Regions from separate parts of the Homo sapiens genome. Here region 2 is linked to region 1. A link is a loop called in an ENCODE intact Hi-C map of the cell type or tissue named here. Cell type or tissue: PC-3. All regions are shown on one strand. Links, peaks and the distances in the headings refer to the core of each region. The heading gives the core; the rest is flanking DNA.

The links. Peaks named below come from ENCODE experiments on the same cell type or tissue, not always from the same donor. Only the 100,000 strongest peaks of a DNase experiment are listed, where the experiment ranks them.
Region 2: a loop joins it to region 1, with 2.7 times the contacts of the local background. A loop is called at or near these places in 5 of 110 quality-filtered maps.

What each region holds. Positions count from the first base shown.
Region 1 is chrX:110,280,095-110,288,444 of GRCh38, forward strand. The region is part of intron 1 of AMMECR1 (AMMECR nuclear protein 1); the gene reads right to left. Among named protein-coding and RNA genes, the nearest start is that of AMMECR1, 34 kb to the right of the region's middle. In PC-3, for the core only: no CTCF peak of the experiment used is centred there; DNase peaks (open chromatin) are centred at 4,277 and 6,177; H3K27ac peaks cover 4,599 bases.
Region 2 is chrX:110,216,831-110,225,180 of GRCh38, forward strand. The region is part of intron 2 of AMMECR1 (AMMECR nuclear protein 1); the gene reads right to left. SNORD96B (small nucleolar RNA, C/D box 96B) reads right to left here and starts at 8,230; the gene lies at 8,159-8,230. In PC-3, for the core only: no CTCF peak of the experiment used is centred there; a DNase peak (open chromatin) is centred at 3,341; H3K4me3 peaks cover 329 bases; H3K27ac peaks cover 2,090 bases.

The sequences.
Region 1 (8,350 bases), core at 29-8,028:
CTTTGAAATCCTTATAACAACCCTATGAGGTAGATACTATTATTATCCCCTATTTTAAAGAAAGGGAAACTGAGAATTAGAGAGAGCCATTAACTTGTCAGTGGTCACATAGCTGCTAAGTGGTAGGGCCAAGATTTGGACCCAGGCATTGTGGCTCCAGAGTCAACTCTCTTTACCACATACTACGAATGTGTGTGCTGTTTGATGTAAACCACCTGAAAAATAATATTCCAACAAGGAACTGAATTATTGGCTTTAAAGAAGAATACCTAGAAATTAGACCAAGCAGAGGTAAAATTGTTGACATTATGTGCCATAAAAATAAACATTAAAACGTTAAAAACAAAAATTCACTAGAAAAAAATGCTCTAAAGCTGAAAATGTGGAAAAAATTAGGTCATAATAATATAAATGGACTGGATATTCATAAAAGGCACCCTTATTGAAAGGATTAAAATACTTATATAACATTTTTATTCACTATAAATTCAATACATGTTCACTATAAAAAATTCTAGAAAATACAGAAAAGTAGAAAGGAGAAAATAAATATCATACACAATCTCACTACCCAAAGAAAATGAAAATGTATAATGTTTCCTGACACTCTTTCTATGGAAATATTTTCACATTTTTAGGATCATACTGTATGGTTTTGTATAGTTTTGTTTTTCAACTGAATTGCATAAACATTTTCCTATATGGTTAATACTCTTCAAAAATATTTTAATGGCCCCATGGTACATCATATAGGTAGACCATAATTTAGGCAACTATTTCCTTGATAAACTGTGAGGGACATCTTTATTTATTAAAGTTTATCAAGATCTCAGTTTTATTTTCTAAGGATATTTAAGAAACTGAATTACCAGATCAAAGTGTATGAACATTTTTATAGCTCTTGATGCATTTTACCAAATTGCTTTCCAGAAAGAAAGTGCCACTAAAAAGACTGACTTCACTGAGTTAAAATTTCAAGAATATTTATTTACAACCAGCACTTATGAATCATTTTAATTGGTGGCAGCTGCTTTAAATGTTCTCATTGTTAAACCAGTAAAACACCACAATGAAAACAGACTGTCTTAATTTAAGGTCAAACAGCAGTTATAGTTTAAAAATTAAACTCAAGTATATTTGCCTCATGGTAAGAATGGCTTCTTTCCAACTTGCAGACTCCCTGGTTCTTCAAAACTTTTAAAACACTTCAGTCAAAAAGAACTCATTCTACAGTAGTACACCATAAAACTAGAAGCATTTAAGGAGGCTGCTTTTTATGCTGTGTTTTGTTAACCATTGTATAGCTAAATACATATTTTGAAATACATCTCTTTTCAGTGTTCTTGATGTGACACTCTATAAGGCAACACATTACATTTAAAGGATAAATGACAAATACAACTCTAACAGTATTTGTTGTGAGACTGTTTCTCCGAAGGTGCTTTATTCCTAACAGGCTTCCTCTCCAATCTGTCTTTGTTTGGCCATGCCCTTACACTCCACTCGATCAGGGTTGCTCACAACCATACAAGAAAGCAAGATCTTAGTTCAAATAATGGAAAAGAAGGTAGAAACTGCACAGGGATGTCAGAGACAATGTTCCTTTCCTGGGCCATCTTCTCAATAACTAACTTTTTAGAAGGTCTATAAGGTCTACAAGGGGTCACTGATAGATACCACAATTTAGTAATCTCATGGCTTGGGCGAAAATTTAAAAGTGCTTTATTTTTCTTCACAGTACACATCACTACCCATTTGCTTATTTCCTATCCACTACAGCGTAAGCTCCAAGAAAACAGAGGTTGTCTTTTTGCACGGTCCTATTCCTATCCCCTGACACATAGTAAGGGCTAAATATGTTTGCTGAAAGAATAAAATAGGTTAATATAAAAGAGTGAATGAGAATACATCACACTAGAGAGTTTTGTTACAAGTCTAGGCCCAAGAAATACTGTTTTGGAATGTGTAGTATAGTCTAAGTATGGTGCACAAAATTTACATCAAAGGCATAAACAGCTTTCTCTGACCTCTAGGTAGAGTTTAAAACTCCCACACGTAAGAACTATCTCTTAGGAACATAAACATCTCAGAGATAAAATGAGGTGAAACCTAAGAAACATTTTGTCTTAGAATTCTAGTAATTTGAGAAATCATGTACCAGAACCTCAGATTAAAAAAAAAAATGTGGCATAGTTGGATAAAAGTGCTGGAATAGGGCAGGGAAAGGAGGGGTGTCAGAAGACTTAGGCCCAAAGCTCAGCTCCACTATCCATCAGTCAAAAGACCATGAAGGAATCATCCTATTCCCTTCATCCTTGGACACAGATATGCAAGATGGGGACTGCCTACTTGATGAACTGCTACAGGAATCCAAGGACGCTATCCATTAAAAAGTTCCTGGAAACTGCTAAGTATTATAATTCTGTCAATAAAGGTATAATTATTAATGCTATCATCATTTTGGGTCAATGAGACCTCTACTAGGTAGACGCCCAAAATTGTTAATTTCCTTTCTTGGATACCTTGAAGAAGTAGGGATACTCTGAGATTATCATTTTTATAATAAATATAATTAAGCAGGTAGTTCTTAAACGGATTCCATATCTGGAAAATGTAAGATTATGGTGCTGATGGGGTACACCATGAGAGATTATGCCTTGCTCAATCAAGTGTTTCAGGGCTTTAAGAACATCAAGGAGGAAAGCAAGCATTAACATTCAGTGAGAGCATATTATGATATTATGAATTAAGTACTATTAGGTGCTTTCATATGCATTTTCTTCTTCTCGGCAAGATTGGTTTACTTGCCCAAGACACTGTTAATATGGAGCAGACATGACACTACCAACCAAGGATATCTGGCTCTAAAGCAACAGAAAAGGTTTATCATCTCCAGCTATGAGTGAGCTGGCACACCATTTCCTTTTTTATTTCAGTCATTCTTATGGTTGATATATGGGTTAACAAAAAAAAAATGTTTATCCACTGTATACCATCAGGAACCAGACTAGCAGGAAGAAACTTCTGAGTCCACAAGGAAAAGGAAATTTTCAATCTGGGTAAGGTAGTTAAATCTGGCCTGTATGTGCAGATGTGTTATAAGAGACAGCCCATTTAAGCATGCACTGGATAACTGTTCAAAACATTTTTCATGTAAACTAAAGACATCTTTGGCAACCAGAAAAGTCAATTACTCATATTCCCCTTCTCTGGTTCAGGAATTTATTGAGAGAAGACTAAGGAAGTCTGCTATCCAAAAATACATACACCTAGGCCAAGTGAAATGCTCTGCCTGAAAATACCTAGAGAAATATCTGTTGTCTTAGTCTGTTTGGACTATTTACAATACCATAAAATGGGTAGCTCACAAATAACAAATTTATTTCTCATAGTTCTGGAGGCCAGGAAGTCCAAGATTAAGGAGCCAGCAGACTCAGTGTCTGATGCGGGCCCATTCCTCATAAACAACAACATCTTGCTGTGTCTCACACAGTGGGAAGGATGAATGAGCTCCCTTGGGCCTCTTTTATAAAAGGGCACCAATCCCATTCATGAGGGCCCCACCTTTGTGATCTAATCACCTCCCAAATAACCCCACCTCCTAATAGCATCATCTTGGAGATTAGAATTCAACATATAAATCTGGTGGGAGGTCACAAATATTCATACCGTAGCACCTGGTAAGGGTCTCTTTTCCTCCAAAGGAACAGAATACCAGAGAAAATATTTAATTAAAATAAAATGAGGCTGGGTGCAGTGGCTCACACCTGTAATCCCAATACTTTGGGAGGCCGAGGAGGGTGGATCACTTGAAGTCAGGAGTTTGAGACCAGCCTGACCAACATGGTGAAACCCCATCTCTACTAAAAATACAAAAATTAGCTGGGCGTGGTGGCACAGGCCTGTAATCCCAGCTACTCAGGAGGCTGAGGCAGGAGAATCAATCGCATGAACCCAGGAGGCGGCGGTTGCGGTGAGCTGAGATCTTGCCACTGCACTCCAGCCTGGGTGACAGAGTGAGACTCTGTCTCAAAAATAAAAATAAAAATAAAAAATAAAATGAAACTAGACAGCAAGGAAATGGCTCCAGAGGCAGGAGGGATTCAAAGGAAAAGCTGGTTAAGTCATGGTAGGACAGAACCAGAGGGGGGAAAAAAAGAGTAAGGCATCAAACTTCAGAACTAAAACTCTGAAGGCAAGAAATCATGATAGTTCCGTAGAAAGTCTCCTTCGAATATCTAGAATTTTTCCAGCTTTAGTCACCACAACTGGAAGGGAAGTTTGGTTTTGTGTTGCTCTGACAACACCTTCTTAGACTGCATGAATCTAGAAATCTTCCCTAGAGAAACCTAACATCAGGGTAGCTAAGGAGTTGTGGAGATTCCCACACTGTCTCCCCTTTTGAGGCAAATTTGCAAACTGGCAATTAAGACAGAATCTTAAGGTATCATTGATAGTTATAAGGTAAGGGCAGTGGCCATGAATGGCAGGTTCACAGGCACAATTCCTTAGCATATATTCTTCTCAAGCCATCATATACCAAAGAATGTGATCTAGGTGAAGCCAGAAGACAAAATTAGCCCACTCTTAAAATTCCTCTGACTTCTGTATCTATACTGGATGGTGGGGGAAGGTTGGGGTGGAGAGGGGGTAAACAATCTTAAAGGAACTATTCAGTCAAGCTTGGCCAAGGCCACACAAAGTACCAAAGAATGAATTACACAGGGGTCAGTCTGAAATTCATGGAGTTCTCCCAAGGTAGTCATCACCAGTGATGGCAACAGAAGTTGGAGCTAAGAAAATTCAAGCGTGAAAGCCATATGAGCTCTTCATATCCTTTAGGTCTTAGACTATCACCTCCTCAAAGAGACCCAACTACCATCCTTTAGACAGGGTTCTCAACCCATCTAAAGTAGAGGATAGCAACTCTGTTGTTCTCTATGGCAATCCCTGTTCACTTATCCCAATAAAATTAGTCATCTGTCCCACTAGACTATAAGCTTTATGAAAACAAAGACCCTGCCTAACCTTTTCATTATTATATCCACAGTGCTTAGAACGGTGCCTAGAACACCATAAGTACTGAATAATGATTTGCTGAATAAAAAATAATTAGTATGTAACAATGACTCAAAGTGTGGTCCCTGGACCAGCAACGTTGGCATCACTGGGAACTTACTAGAAATTAAGTCTCAAGTTTAATTTTACACACTTAATTCTCACACTTACTGAATCAGAAACTGGGAGTAACAAGCCCTTCAGGTGGTTTTCATGCATTCTCAAGTTTGAGGACCAGTGGTATACAAGAAGAATGTATAAAAATTCATCTACCAAGAGTATAGAAATACTTATTTCCTGGTGGTACCAAGTAAAAAGGTGAAATTTCTTCTATAATGGGGTTGGAGTCATTGGTAGTTCATCCACAATTCTAAGCCTGGTATGTACACAACTAATATCTTATTGGAATGTAGCAAGGATTTCCAAATGCAGAATCTTGAAAAACTCAAACTCTCTAAGTATATTTCCTTATCTGTGAAAAGGGAACACTACCAATCTCACAGGTGGTTAGGATTAAATGAGATTTTAAAAATATTTTACCCAACTTCTCATACATAGTAAACACTCAATACATGGTAGTAGTAGTAGTACTGCTTCTTACTGAATGTGTTTTCGGAGGCCTCTGAAGATGAGTATCTCACAGAACAGTTTTCAACCCCCAAGAGCACCCTGGGAAAAAAGAAAGTGTCCCATTTTTCAAAAGAGTACATCCTATTACCAAAATGCTAGGATACAAGTAGCTTTGTGAGAGTATAAGGATACACAATTTGCTGGACTCCAGAGGCAAGGAGACACCAAAGAAAAGAGATAAATTAACTCACAAAGGGTTAAAGTAAGTGTGGGAGATACAAGATGGGAGCAAAATCAGAGACTGCTGGCAGTTAGGATGGCAGGGTTGAAAGAGCAAGGCTATGCTGTGATGAACTGTTTTCAGTTGGCAAGAAGGAAGTCCTTATATGCCTGATGTCCATATTTTCCAAGCCAAAAACTGGCATAACGTCTAACGAACATAAGTATACTTATGGACACAATGGGACAAAATGAAATCAGGGCTGTCCTGGAAATCCAGAATATATGGTTACTATCTGGAAATGGTCTGTTTTTAAAAGAACCCAACCCCAGCATGACTAAAGAACTGCATAGAGTTTCACAATACCCTTATACAGTCTCTAGTTATGACTCACCTGAATGATGAATGCTCAATGGGCACATGACCATTAAAAAATTAGAGCATGGGCCGGGCGTAATGGCTCACTCCTGTAATCCTAACACTTTGGGAGGCCCAGGCAGCCGGATCACTTGAGCCCATGAGTTTGAGACCACCCTGAGCAACATAGCAAAAACCCGTCTCTACAAAAAATTTACAAAAATTAGCCAGGCATGGTGTTGTGCGCCTGTAGTCCTAGGTACTTGGGAGGCTCAGGTGGGAGGATCACCTGAGCCTGGGAGGTTGAGGCTGCAGTGAGCTGTGATTGTGCCACTGCCCTCCAGCCTGGGTGGCAGAGTGAGACCCTGTCTCAAAAAAAAAAAAAAAAATTAGAGCATGTATGCAAAGTTACTTAACGTCATCTTCTCTGTCCTCCCATTCCACCAGCTCCTTCCGGTTTCATAAATTCATTGGCCATCTGGAGACCTTAGTTAAAAAAAATCATGAGGCTAATCCCTAGTATCCTACATTAGTTACTACTGAATTTTGATACCAGTTCAAGGGTCCTTTTGGGGTATCTGATTATCTTTGATAGCCAGGAGGCCCACAAGGTGCTTCAATACTAAATTACGTTCATAAGTTAATAGTTTCTTGAGCTCCAATAGACAACTAAGTAGAATTTTCAACCACTGGTTAAAAGAGATAATGGTCTTACTGCCAATGATTCTGTCAATTATGAGACCAGCTACTATCATGTGAGAGATAGGTGAGTTTAAACAGTTTGCCTTCTTGTGAAGGTAGTGGGTTTAAGAAAAAGAACTCCAGCTATCAGAATTCAAGAGTAGGGTGTCAAAAGAGGGGATGAAGGATAAACTATCTCTTACTATTGTGTTACCTTTCCATACAGAAACATTTTTCTCAAATAGAACCAAAATGCAGAGACACACTAACTGGTGTAGTCACCTAATGTGACTGAGACTGAGGAGGAGTCGTTGAATCAGATGATCTTTTTACTTCAGGGAAGTGCCTCCAGACCTAGTTGACAAAAACTGTCAAATTGTTTTGGTTTCTTCTCCAATCCTGGAAAACACAGACCACCTTGTTGTAGTTGTAGGGAGGACATCTATTAGACCTCAGAGTTACAGTAATGAGGATGTCTTGTTCCAATTTCTATCTGCAGCAGTTCACACTTCCTTATGTAACCAGGGGCTCCCTGGTTTCCTGAGTATCACCATTCTGGGGAAGAAATCAGTGTGTATACTGATGCTCAGAATACCCGACCTCAACAATTTCTTATACCTTAATCTTCCAAGTTACTAGTCTACATGACACTGTCTAGTACAGGGTAGAGTTGTGAATACCATACCCCTGAAAGACTTAGTCTGTTACCGGGAAGCAAGTCAAAACTAGGTATTCAAAGCATAGAGTGGCTGGAATAAAAGAGACTAAAAAGAAAGCTAAGAAGTTTCCTTGCCCCATTCTTTCGCAATAGAGAGAATGGTTTAGACAGTGTACAAGGCCATCCCACAAGGATAAACAAGATGAGAAGCCAAACTGCAGTTGATGGGGTCAACTTAGTACAAGAAACCATTATTAAGCACCTTCTCTACTATTTTTGCCATGCACTTGGGATAAGAAAGGAAAAAGACCATCCTCACTCTTCAGGAGCTTATACTCTAATAAGTGAAGGAGAGAAATACATGAATAGAATTTAATATACAGCAGTAAATGATAAGAAAATAGCTATGAATGAGGAATTATGGGACACAAAGGAGAGACACTTAGCCAGTTTGGTAGTTCAGGGAAGCAAGAAAGAGGACCATGACTGCAGAAAGGACTTTAGCTCAGTATCTGTGACTTGGAGCCATCAGATAGCATAAATCAAAAAGAGTAAAGGAAGAAGGCAGGCTAGAAATCTCACAAAGAGCTGAAGTAGCACCATGGCTTTTGGCATTTTTTAGGTGGCAAAAACTTTGAAGAGTGGAGAGTTCTCCCTCAGCACGATGCCCATTCACCTACCCACCCTCATATATCTTTACAGAAGATTTGATTTGGTAGAGAAACAGGGAAGCAAAGCAGGTATGTAAAACATCCAGAAGGATGCACACCACATAATAGGTTCTCAGCAATTTCTCTTGATTTCTC
Region 2 (8,350 bases), core at 291-8,290, 63 kb before region 1:
GCTAGCCAATCTTGTGACCACTTCAATTGTAAAGAGAGAATCATCAATTACATTTCCTGTACAGCCATTTCCTGATGTCTTTCCCTGCTACTTGTAGAATCTAAGAATGTTTTATTTTGCTTTTGAGAAGAATAAAAACTAGACTAGTGGAAACTTGTAGGAAGATTTCTGGATCTAGTGCTGGTGGCAGTAAAATTATATATATATGTGTGTGTATATGTGTGTGTGTATGTATACATATATATGTATACAAACATACACATATATACAATATTGTTTTAAAAAAGATTATACTAGGAAGGCCAGTCACCATAGAACAGCACTCAAAGAATTCAAAGGAAGATCAAAATTTCATTTTCTTCAATTAAAAAAAAAACAAAGAAAAGAAATAATCATGCAAATTATAGACTAAAAATACTCATAAGAATTTCAGGCCCCCAATAAAGGATAATTTAACATATGACTCAAAAATTGTGAAACTACAGGAAATAGGGCTAATCTAGGAAATAAAAGTATGATTAGGAGACCATTAATCATGTCAATGAATTTCTGAGTACATCAACTCTGATTGGATCCTGTAATCAAGTGTAGGATATCATAGTGCCAAACTCTAGAAAACCCCACTGTAAAATGTGGAAAAACCATAATTCTTCCTGCAACGGAATAGAAAATACACACACACACACACACACACACACACACACACACACAGTGTGTGTTCCTTATACTTTTAAAAGAAACCACTTCCTGATTAAGAAAAACAAACATACCTCTGATTGCCTACTATATTAATGGCACTACTGGTATTCATAACATCCATCTTCAAATGTCCTAGATAGTAGCCAGGCTTAGAAATATTTTCATGGATTTATCCTCAGAGGTTACAAACTCAGACTCTACAAACTGCTTGGGTCATAACATAGTTCCATAGACTTGGAAAGAATTTAATTCCTTTTTCAGTGACTTTCTCACTGCTGAATTTTCTTTTTTTCATTTTCCCATCCCTTTGTTTGCATTTTGAAGCTCATCCACTGCGTTTTTATATTTGCACCACATTTTGGTGCTCATTTTATCCTGCTATACAAAGGAAAATGCTTATAGGAAGATACAGAGATGTTATATATGTATAAAAGTATATATGTTTTTCCCATTCAAGATGCCAAGATTAACCAAGAAAATCAGGAAATCTGTGATAATTCATACTCTGAGAACAGCATTTCACTATTTTATAATTTAATTACGTAAATTTCCTATGGTTTGGCTTCTTTTATTTTCCTACTGACAAATAAAAGTTTTAAAAAATACTTCCAAGTTCTCATTCAAAGCCAAGATAAAGACGTGTGTGTGTAACCACCCGCATCCCCCAACGCCACACAGGAAAGAAGTTCTAAAATACAGACCAGAAGAATTATATGCATAAAAAACAAAAGGCCAATCACATTTTCAGTTTTACTGTTAAAAGAAGAAAAAGAGTAAAAGACACATCATTCATTAGAATAATATAAAATATAATCTTAGGGGGTTATGGATTTTTTTACTGTGGTAAAATATACATAACATAAAATTACTATTTTAGCCATTGTTAAGTATATAGTTCTGTAAAATTAAATATATTTGTTGGGTATCTATCACTATCTTCCATCTCCAGAACTTTTTCATCTTTCCAAACTGAAACTCTGCACCCATTAAATACTAACTCCCCATTCCCCCCCGCCCCTAGTCCTGGCATAAAATGTAATTTAAATATACTTTTATAATTTCAAATAGTTATAGTAATACAGTCACTAATGTTTTTAATCCATAACACTTTTATTGAGATATAATTCACATACCACAAAATTCACCCTTTTAAAGTATATAATTCAATGGCTTTTAGTATATTCACAGTTGTGCAACCATCACCATTATGCAATATTAGAACATTTTCATCATCCTTAAAAGAAACTACGTACCCAATAGCAGTCACTGCATATTGGCACCACTCCCAGCTCCTGGAAACCATTAATCTACTTTGTTTCTATGGATTTGCCTATTCTGGACATTCTGTATAAATGAAATCATACAATATATTGCCTTTAGCGTCTGGCTTCTTTCACTTAGCATATTTTTGAGATTTCATCCATGTTGTAGCATGTATCAGTACTTCATTCTTTTCATTGCCTAATAATATTTCATTGTATGGATACACCAAATTTTGTTACCTATTCATTGGTTGATGGACATTTGGGCTGTTCCCACTTTTTGGCTATTATAAATAGTGCTGCTAGGGAATTGATGTATAAGTTTTAATGTGGATGTATGTTTTCATTTCTCTTGGATAGATAGCTAGGAGTGGAACTGCTGGATCATAAAGGTAATTCTACCTTTAACTTTTTGAGGAACCAATGAACTATTTCTCACAATGGCTGCACGATTCTACTTTCCCAGCAGCAATGTATGAGTTCCAGTTTCTCCACATCCACACCAATATTTGTTGTTGTTTGACCTTTTGAATATAGTGCTAGACCTCCTTTAATGAAGCACATTTTGTACCTAGCTCTAGCTTTTTCATTTTAAAAATACACATGCTGAAGTCGCTATACAGTTAATTTCTCAATACTTTGAGGCAAGTTATTTTGTTTAGTTCATTTCCTAGCAGACCAATAAAAGATAAGTTTTAGCTCAATGCAGTTCAAACTATTTGAAATCAATGTAATTTTCAAATACCTAAAACATAAGTGAAGATCAGGCTACAGTGCTTTTCTCATGACATGGAGCCTTGTTGTTTGTTCACTCATTCTAGGCTTAAAAAAAAAGAAGAATGTTTAGAACAAGGAGTTAGTAGGAAAATGCTAGAACAATGAATGGGATAAAATGACAATGGTGCCTCACCATGTCAAGATTCAAACATACTGATTTCAAAACTCTGAAATAGTAAAGGTTGTTAGTCATGATGGGAATAGTCTGATTTTACAGAGACATTTAAACAAGACTTTTGATTCTTGCATTTTTTAGCCAGCTCTAAGTAATTTTTCATTAAATTCATGAACACAGAAAAATTACAAAGGTAGGAAGTCCTCAATGTCTCTAAATGTAAATTTCTAGGGAAATGAACTAGCAATGAAAGCCTGCAAGGATTTAAGAGATTACAAAAAGATGAAAATACAGCTGGAGACTGACCTCAGAGCTGCCAGGCTGGTGTGGATAGCTGATAAACAACAAGATTCAGCTTTCCTCAACCAAGCTTTCCTTAACCAAGCTCTCTTTAGAATATGCAATGTTGAAATTGTGCTTTTAGAGAGAATACTGTAATCTGGAGTTGGGCAGTGACTTACTCAAGGTGACTCAGCTAAGTTAATGACAAGGGTAGGGATACAACTGAGATTTTCTGACTCAAGTCCAAAATTCTTTCGAGTATCTATACTTTAGTTGTCACCTTTGCATGGATTTGTTTTCAAATTTTAAAATTAAATGCTTGCCTTACTTGGCAATTCTGATCTCATACCTGTGGTACCTCTACCTAAAGATGATAAATAATCATTCAGCAGCACTCATTAGTAGCCAAAGGGTAAACAGAGCTAGACTTCCTGTCTACTGGAAATCTGCAGGAGTAAAACATTTTAAAATATTAATACTGTCCATAGAAAGCATTTTATACCAAAGTAGTATCTGCCAATTTAAATTCTAGGCAGTCTAAGGAACTGACAAGGGGGTCCTGTAAGTAAATTCATATGAATTTCTCTTTGTTAGAATAGGAAATCATTTTCTAATGTTTAAATATTGCTAGAAAAACAAAACAAAACACTTACATGTAAAATCAGTCAGCTGCTCCATCACCCATATGATGGATGGGTAAGCTTTAAACAATTACAGTTTAGTTCACATATCAAATTCAAATATATTCAATTCAAATTGGCACCTTCTCAAGAATACACCTCACCTAATTGAGAAGGAACGTTAACATTTGTCAAAGTTAATATATAATGTTATATAGTACTTTAATAAAAATGAACATTTTAAGAAAAGATATTAAGAGTTTAGCTATGAAAGAACCAAAGAGTTTGTGACAGTGCCTGGAAACTATGCTAAAAAGAAAAAAAAGTCGCTGAAAAGAGGCAAAACCTTAGATATTACAAGGCTCATCGTAAACGATAGAGCATGTAACAGAAATAATTTAAGGGACTCTGTCTAGTCATTTGCTCACTTGTTCATTCACTTTCTAAAATATTGTTGACCTTAATCGGTTAACTGCTGGAAAGTTATCAAACTGAGAGGGGCTTCATATTACATATAACTATTATTCAGGACAAGGAAGTAATTAAAACCCAAATTAAAAATCCCTGTTTGGACAGGCAAAGAGAAGCAATTCAACTATGTTTTAGTCTAAAACTAAAAGCAGTTTTTTCATGAGGGGTTTCAACCACCAGGAAATTCCATATTCTGTCATTCCCTGCTAGAGCTTCTGGAATAGAATGCATACATGGCATGTTTGAACCCCAGAAACTCAGAATACTAGAATCCTAAACCCACATCTGAAAAATTATCTACCGCTCTGTCTCACTAAGTAGCAATTTTAGCTTTCTAAAATTCACGAAGTAATGGACACAAAACAAAATGTAAAAATGTGCCTATTCATCAAACCTAAGGGTAGAGAGGAAGAACAAAAGACACAATTATGGTTAAGGAAGGAGGAAAGGTGCCTTATTTTGGTGAGGGCTGTTACTCAAAAGAAAAGTTTCAATTGTAAGCTATATGTACAGTGTTACTTAACTGGGAGATGTTTTTCCTTTTACAGTAATAATAAAACCTTCTTGCTGCTCAATGACCATTAACATTTATTAATTTTAATATATATGCTTAATATGATATGATGGGTAATTCATGGGGAATAGAGGAAAGAACTAAGGGATGGAACAAAAGGAAGAGAAGATAGGAGAGAAAGAAAGAAAAAAACAACCCCATCAAAAAGTGGGCAAAGGATATGAACAGACACTTCTCAAAAGAAGACATTTATGCAGCCAAAAAACATGAAAAAATGCTCATCATCACTGGCCATCAGAGAAATGCAAATCAAAACCACAATGAGATACCATCTCACACCAGTTAGAATGGCAATCATTAAAAAGTCAGGAAACAACAGGTGCTGGAGAGGATGTGGAGAAATAGGAACCCTTTTACACTGTTGGTGGGACTGTAAACTAGTTCAACCATTGTGGAAGTCGGTGTGGCGATTCCTCGGGGATCTAGAACTGGAAATACCATTTGACCCAGCCATCCCATTACTGGGTATATACCCAAAGGACTATAAATCATGCTGCTATAAAGACACATGCACACGTATGTTTATTGCGGCATTATTCACAATAGCAAAGACTTGGAACCAACCCAAATGTCCAACAATGATAGACTGGATTAAGAAAATGTGGCACATATACACCATGGAATACTATGCAGCCATAAAAAATGATGAGTTCATGTCCTTTGTAGGGACATGGATGAAATTGGAAAACATCATTCTCAGTAAACTATCGCAAGAACAAAAAACCAAACACCACATATTCTCACTCATAGGTGGGAATTGAACAATGAGATCACATGGACACAGGAAGGGGAATATCACACTCTGGGGACTGTTGTGGGGTCGGGGGAGGGGGGAGGGATAGCACTGGGAGATATACCTAATGCTAGATGACGAGTTAGTGGGTGCAGTGCACCAGCATGGCACATGTATACATATGTAACTAACCTGCACAATGTGCACATGTACCCTAAAACTTAAATTAAAAAAAAAAACCATATTATCCAATTCTGGAAAAAAAAAAAAGAAAGAAAAAGGAAAAAGGAATATGTAAAAAGAGAAAGGAAGAGAAAAGCAAGAAGCTGAAAAAAGAAGTAGGAGTCAAAGAAAGTACAAAAAAGGGGGACACTTAGAAAGGGCTCAAATAGAGACATATGCAAAGAAACAAGGAGAAAGCAAGAAAGGGAGAATGGAAAAGTAAGAGAGAGGAGAGGGAGATAAAGGATAACAGGTTCAGTAGGTTTTGATATATATTATCGGGCTTCTATCCTATGAGATTCACTTAGGCTTTAGAGTGTTATCACTTACTGCCCTCTGATTAAAGTTCCTGAAATGCTCTGATCTTGCATTCTTAAAAGCCTCTACTCTCTATGAGATAGCCATAGCTGCCCACCAGGAAGGGAAAATTCCCTGTGAGCTGCCAGCTGTGAGGACCAGCAAGTATCATCAGAATCTGCCTCCTAGGCCACAAATTCCTCCCCTCTAAATTAAGAGAATTGGGTCTGAATTTGATTTAGTGGAGCAGAGCTAAAACTGGAAAATAAAAGATACATAAAGAAACAGATGGCTAAATGTTTGTATATACAGAAAGTATTTCTTATTTCCCTCTACAAAATGTCTACATAATGCTTTCTCTGCAGAGTTTCTAGATTTACTCTATCTTGTTTTTAGAAATGAACTACTAGAAACTATTTTTGTTTAAATTATGTTTTTCTGATGAAAATCTGCCAAAGTAAAATGAATATAATTTAATTTTCTCTTTATGAATCTGGTTCATCTTTAAAACTCAATATAACTGGGTCATTTGTTACTGTACACCATAACAACAGTGCTCTCGAGGCCTTGGCAAGAAAAAAATGTGTGGGTTTGGAAAAGATTACGATATGACCACTGACAATTATAAGCTTGGAAATGTGAAGATATGAGATTGTCTCTACCTTCAAGAGACTGTGTAACACACAGACTGGCAAAATTTCCAGGGATCTCATCCGTGTGTTCTCTTAAGTTAGGATATACTATAAAACTGAATGAACCACCTCTTGAACTGAATTGGAATTTAGAAACCTGGTCTACAATCCCAAATTAGTATTACTTCCCCAGACCCATCAAAAGTGTGTCTCCAAGGTATAACAACAGTTCTCTGTGACTTATGCCAATAAATATAGCTCCTAAAATGCAAAATTGAAGTAATCGTTAATTAATGAGCACTATTTCACAGTTCTCTAGAACATAACATATTACAATGGCCAACAGCTTGGGTTCTGGAGTCAGATATACTTGCATTTGGATCCTGGCTCCACTATACATTAGTTGTGTGACATTTGGGCAAGTCTCTTAATCTATGCCAGCCTTCATTTCCTCATTTATGAAATGGAGATCATAACAGTACCCACCTAATGGAGCAACTGTAACAAATAAAATAATAATAACTGCACAAGTGCCTTTACTAACCTACTCAATAAGTAGTGGCTGTCAAAGAACTCTGATTGATCATCCGTCTGTCCACAGGGCTGCCCCATATTATGGCTCTGGTGAAAGAAAGGGAGCCACAGGACTAAGCTGTGCTGTGGGAAGAACTAAACAAGTTATCTTCTCTAGGAATTAAATGTGGCCATCTCGGGGGATAATGACTACCTTTCCAGGTTCTGGTGTTTTCATTTCATTTTCTTTCATTTTCAAAATAAGTATTAAACACCCACTATTTGCTTTTTATTATGCAAAGAGCCATGGAGAATATAAGAATAGATTACTAAATAATATATGGATATGTATAAAATACGTGTTAAAATCATGCTATAGGACTGCTGAGAGGAATAATCAGAGCAGGTTAGCGCTCTTTTTGAAAAGATCTGTTTTACAATATGCTACTGGTTTACTGGTTACCAACTGACTCAGAGTTACAGGGAGTTTTACAGAAATAAAAAAAAGATATATATATATTTTTCAGAAACAAATCTACATCAAGTAAGGTACATCTTCATCAAGAGTTTCCATTATACTGCAGGCAGGGATTCATATGCTGCTTTGAAACAGTTTCTTAGTTTTCTTGAACTACAGTTTTTAAATCTTTTGGGCAGGAATTGTTCTTTTACTTCTGTAGAAGAAATGTTTATCAGAAATAAAGTTCCCTAAATCATGTTTGATGGATTTAGATATATTACTCTCTATCCTACTATTCATACTATAGCAAAATCCTTAGGTAAAAAACAAAACAAAACAAAACAAAAACAAGAAAAATGATTTCTAAGCAGCAGATACAGAATGAGAGATGAGAGATTCCATAGGCAGCAACTGCTTTCCTCATTTAAAATAGCAGTCTCCAAGCTGTTTTTTTTTAAAATTAGTTTTTCGTTTTTTAAATTAAAAAAAATCCATAGAATCCCTTCAGAACTGCAGGACATGTCCTCACTACCACATGGGGATTGGCTGACAATGTCGTCTGTCATCACCAGGATCCAAACAGTTTTGATTGAGTATTCTTATCACTAAAAAAAGTTTGAGCACACATCCTCAATATGTATATTTATAAAGTATATACTTGTACTACTATGACAGGCTAATATATCAAAGCAT